2 separate regions of the Mus musculus genome follow, and region 2 is linked to region 1. Evidence: chromatin contacts called from ENCODE Hi-C or POLR2A ChIA-PET data. All regions are on one chromosome and are shown on one strand. Each heading gives the region's core, a stretch centred on a gene start or an enhancer-like site at or near the end of the contact. The rest is flanking DNA. Distances are from core to core; before and after follow the strand shown.

Evidence for each region. Hi-C counts contacts between places; a loop is a spot of excess contacts on that map. ChIA-PET counts read pairs that join two places held with the same protein, here RNA polymerase II (POLR2A).
Region 2: a loop to region 1 is called in a map of CH12.LX, with 3 times the contacts of the local background. The contact joins the promoter of Csf2rb here to the promoter of Eif3d in region 1. A Hi-C loop is called at or near these places in 3 of 37 maps with a recorded cell type or tissue (CH12.LX and left cerebral cortex). POLR2A ChIA-PET finds 5 or more read pairs at or near these places in 1 of 5 experiments (Patski).

Annotation. Positions count from the first base shown.
Region 1 is chr15:77,969,481-77,972,180 of GRCm38, forward strand. It overlaps Eif3d (eukaryotic translation initiation factor 3, subunit D), which reads right to left and starts at 1,344. Exons shown (of 15, transcript NM_018749.2): 1 at 1,203-1,344.
Region 2 is chr15:78,324,605-78,327,304 of GRCm38, forward strand. Csf2rb (colony stimulating factor 2 receptor, beta, low-affinity (granulocyte-macrophage)) reads left to right here and starts at 1,386. Exons shown (of 14, transcript NM_007780.4): 1 at 1,386-1,494.

The DNA.
Region 1 (2,700 bases), core at 94-2,593:
CCATTTTCTGGGTAAGAAAATTTGAACACAGGCAGTGTAGCTTTGGCCCCGCAGTATATAGTATATACCACAGCTCATTTTAGGAAAGTAAAAGCTAATAGCTGTATAATCCAGGGGCTTGCTGGACACTTCCCATCAAAAACCAAAGCAAACAACAAAAGGAAAAAAAAAAAACCCATGCATTGACCACACACAAGAAACCTGAAATTGTCCACCATTAGAGCTCAGTAGCCTCTCCTCCTCCTCTGACACACGGAAGCTGGTGATACTTAGGTGACACGGACAAGAGTAAACCCAGGAGCTTCACCCTCCAAATATGAACGTATGCTAAGTTGTAGGAAGAACACGGGGTTGTGGGAGAGAGGGTGAGGTGGTGGTGGTGGGGTGTGGTGGCCTTCAAACAGCTGACATGAAGTAAGAGGCCCCAGGATGTTGGGGTGCTGTGCTGGACGCTTTACCACCGACTGCTACCACACACCCCATCTTTGAGACACAAAGCTAGCTCTGCTAACTTAAGGAGTCCATCTGCCCATCCCTTCAAAAAGTTTCCAAGGCTGTCTACTTAGGCCCGACCTCCTTCTGGTTATACTGTGGGTAGCTGGCAGCCTGACCACCTGGGGCTTTAAGCCATACCCAACAGGCTGCCCCCAAAGCAACTGTAAACTTGAGTTGTCACAAGTTCAAGATGGCTCAAGGCCTGATGTGCATCATCATCTATCTCCCTGGATGGACAGGGTTTGGTCCTTCGGCTACTGCACACGTGAATCAGAAAGAAAGCAGTAGGGGAAAAGTAAAACGGCGCGACAGCTGTATTGGCCACAATACAGTGTGGGTCACTGGGGACACTACAGGTGGGGGCCATTAACTCCTGGGCTCCGTTTCCGATCAGAGCTGGAACCTACTCTCAGCCCCCCATTTCGGAGCACAGAAACAATCTGTTCGAACCCCTAGAGGAGGCTACGTCGCCCCACAACCCACCCCACGGCGCTGAGCAGAGCGCCGAGCGAGGGATCCACACACAAGGTCCGGTGTCCTGCATTCTGAGTCGTGCCTGGGACCACCGGGGGCCAATTCCCGCCCCGCCCAGCGGAGGGGCACAGGCGACAGGACGTAAAGGAAGGCTCTTCCGGGAGCTCCCGAAGCCACGTCTAGCCCAGGCTGGCTCGCGAGGTCCGCAGGGTCCCACGAAACAAGCCGCTCACCTGCAAAAGCCTTCACGGGCCCGGATGGCGACAGATGGCCCGGGGAAAAAACTGCGATTGCCGGGATACTCCGAGGAGTCAAGGCAGGAGGGAAGATGCGCGCGCAGGGGCCGGTGCCGTAAACGGCGACCAGCGCTGTCGTAAATGGCCCTACCACTTCCTTCTTAGTCAGCGGAAAAATGTCAAGCCGTAAAGTGAGACACAACCGGAAGTGTGTCACAGCTCTCGGCTTTAAAAAAAAAAAAAAAAAAAATCCTCGTTCGCCCCTGAGGTGCCAGACACAAGTGAGGGGATTACGTCAGTGGCGTCTGGGGACGCCCGGAGAGGTTCAGAACTGAATCGTGGTCACGCTCGGGGCCAGAGAAGCCGGGGCGGGGAGTCGGAGCTGTCCCCGCGGTGTCCCATAATGCTTCGCGCCAGGCTCGCCTCCTCTGCCTCCCACAATGCCCCGCCGCGCTCGCTGGCCCCAGCGTGGTCGTCGGTCTGGCTGATCGTTATCTGGAGAGTGGCCCGGCGCGTTTCGTGTGCTTGTCACTTGTGGCCCCAACGCAGGGTGGCAAATGACCTGCCTAGTCCGGGTTGCTAGAGCTTCGGGGTGCCCGCTAGGACTCAAACCTTTGTCCCACAGGTCACAAGCGTCTTTCAACGGAGATTTCTGGTCGCTATTTTTTAAAGCAGATTTAGAGTGCCTCGCTCTAAATCGATATTCAGATCGGGGCTATCCAAGCTACGTCTTAATTGATCATCACAGTTCACAGGGTGCGGGTCAGTGTGACCTCTTGGCGTCTTCCACCCCCTGCAGCCGTCTGGAAAGAGACTCGGGATGGGCGTTTTTTAAAAAGCTGGTCCCTTCTGCCTGCTGTTTATGTTTCCTTGATAGTTTCTCAGCAGATCTCCTTGATTAGAAAATACATCTTTAAAAAAAGAAAAAAAAAAAACATCTTAGATACATGTGGTGTCCAGGGTCAGCCAAGTGTAGTTTTATGGCCTTCATATCTGACATCTCTCTCCCCTCCTCCCTTAATGAAACTGGAAATGCTAGATAATAAATTGTAAAATAAATGGTTGTCAAAGGACATTTCCACATTCGGGTCCTTACCGTGGATACCACTGGGATGAATTTGATCAGGTGATTTGGCCTCTACCTGTGTTGGAAATGGTAATGTTGGTGGGATTACCCATTTCACTAATTTACCAATGAGCTTGCCTTCCCGTTTCCCCAATTTGTGTTCTCAGGATTTGGTGGGTCCTGCTGGGTCCTCGTCATTAACTTAAATTTCCCACCACATTGGGACTAGCCTGTCTGTGTTGTAACTTCAGCCGTACCTGAGTGCTGTCTGCCCTCATAGTACCATCTCCCTCATTGTTCGAACCATTCATACTCCCAGTGGGTTGCTCCTCAGGATGCTCAAAGCTCTTCCCACACTTCCGAGGGAAGATGTGGCCTGACATCTCCCTGCCCTTCTGAACAACCTCTGCTCTGGCCACCACGACCCTG
Region 2 (2,700 bases), core at 136-2,635, 360 kb after region 1:
TATCACTCATTTCTATGAAAGGGTTTTGGTGTCCCTTTAAATTTTGCCCTGAGAGAATGGCTCACTCCCCTCCTCTTTTTTTTTTTTTCCATTTTTTATTAGGTATTTCGCTCATTTACATTTGCAATGCTATACCAAAAGTCCCCCATAGCCACCCACCCCCTCTCCCCTACCCACCCACTCCCCTTTTATGGCCCTGGCGTTCCCCTGTACTGGGGCATATAAAGTTTGCGTGTCCAATGGGCCTCTCTTTCGAGTGATGGCCGACTAGGCCATCTTTTGATGCATATGCAGCTAGAGTCAAGAGCTCCGGGGTACTGGTTAGTTCATAATGTTGTTCCACCTATAGGGTTGCAGATCCCTTTAGCTTTTTTGGTACTTTCTCTAGCTCCTTCATTGGGGGCCATGTGATCCATCCAATAGCCGACTGTGAGCATCCACTTCTATGTTTGCTAGGCCCAGGCATACTCTGACAAGAGACAGCTATATCAGGGTCCTTTCAGCATAATCTTGCTAGTGTATGCAATGGTGTCAGCATTTGGAAGCTGATTATGGGATGGATCCCCGGATATGCTAGTGTCTACATGGTCCATCCTTTTATCTCAGCTCCAAACTTTGTCTCTGTAACTCCTTCCAAGGGTGTTTTATTCCCACTTCTAAGGAGGGGCATAGTGGTCACACTTCAGTCTTCATTTTTCTTGTCACTCCCCTCCTCTTAACCCCAGCAGCCTCAAGTTATTCATTTGTTCATTCATTCATTCATTCATTCATTCACTTTATACCCAGTCATGTGTTCCTCCTCTGGGCCATGGCTGGGCACTGGGGGAGGGGAACAGACACAAAACATCACTTGCTCTGAAGACAAGATGGGAAGAAAACAGGGACTCTAGGGCAGGACAGAAAAGGGAAAGCCAAAGCTGACAGCCAGGGATCAAGACTGCTCCCACTGCCTACTGACTGTTGTCAACTTAGGTTTTCCATGTCAATGGCATACCCTCAAAACCTTTCTGGTTTGTAGGTCCTTCTAGAAAAATACCCCAAGGTGTCTCAAGACTTGAAGAGGCCACCTGTAGCTGATTTGCATAAGGCCACATGCTAAGAAGTGGTGCCCTCAAGGTCCTCCCCAGCTCTGCCTGGCTCTGGGCACATGCTTGCAGGGAGGTGGTTATTGCCCTCTGTGTCTGCTTCCTCCAGAGGAGTCAGGGAGGGGTGTGGAGGAGACCATTTCAGGCTGAGACCTGAAGGGCACATGAGAGCTGACTGGGAGATGGTGGGGAGCGAGCTACTCTGGCAGAACTAAATGTCGTGAGTATTATCAGAGGCTAATGTCCACAATTCTGAGAATCAGGCGAAGCTGCTTGCGAAAGGGCACTGGCAACTTCCTCAATCTGCTCTCTGTTTCCTCCAGATGGGGCACAGATAAATAGGAAGAGCCTGCAACTCACTGGCACTTGGAGGCTCCCGAAGGAGGCTGCCTGTCGCCCAAGCACAGAGGTAAGTGGCTGGCTTCCTGATGCAGAGCTGAGGGTGGGCGCAAAGCAGGGGCTGTGGGGGTCTCCAGGGTGGAAAAGGACAGGATAAGACAGGGCTGGGGTAGCGTATTCCTCAGACTTGATCTCTCTAGAAAGACTAGGTCTCAGACTCCAAGTCAGTGAGTGGAGGAGGGGCACCCCGGAGCATTGGAGCTGGGAACAAAGTTAGAACTCTGGAAGAGGTACGGTTAGGATACGCTCTGGGGCTGTGGGACTCCGGGAGGACACAGCTTTATCACTGGAGGTCTGGTGGCAGGGAGGACTCCCCTAAAGCTCTATATCGGGCTAAGCACTGTGTTCCTTCTAACTTTGCCATCCATATGTTACTTAATTCCCTGTCCTGAGCTTCAGGTCACACATCTGTGGGACAGGGTGAGTGGGAGACATGGCTTCCTCTGTTTCAACTAGAAATGGAGGACAGAGAGAGGAGAAAGAGAGGGGGTAGAGAAAATTTACCTACAAGGATGACGAAGTGTTGGGGACAGAACCAGAGATGTAGAACCTCCCTTGGTACTGGGTGTAATTTGACAATCTTACTTGGGAAGTGCCCAGAGATATACCAGATCATCCAGCTCTGTTTTTCTCTTTCTCTGTCTCTGTCTCTGTCTCTGTCTCTGTCTCTCTGACTATCTCTTTCTCTCTCTATGTGTGTGTCTGTTTCTGTCTCTCCAACTCTGTCTCTCTCTCTTTCTTTGTCTCTCTCTGTCACAAACACACACACACGCACACGCACACGCACACGCGCACACGCACACACACACACACACACACACACCATACTGTGCTCTGAAATCACCACAGATGATTTGGGTCCAGATGTGTCGCTTCTGTACCTAGTGTGCCGGAAGGTAGGTGTCTCATCACATAGCTAGGGACCAGTCGCTCTCAGACAGGGACACAGACAGCCCCTCTGCTGACAGAGACCACTGTCATGTCTCACAGATCATAAACTAACCTGTCCATATATCCCACATGCTGTATTCCAGAGGTCATGCATATGTGCGACAGAAATCTCTGTGATCTGTTAAGCAAAGAATTTGCCTGAGGTTCAGGCCCCTGCCTCTGCTCACGCCCAGCACATAGGGCCTTTGAACCTGATCTGGCAATGGAAGGAAAAGGCACCTCCACTCACTTCTTTGTAGTGCAGCGTCTCCCCTTTCTCTACCTC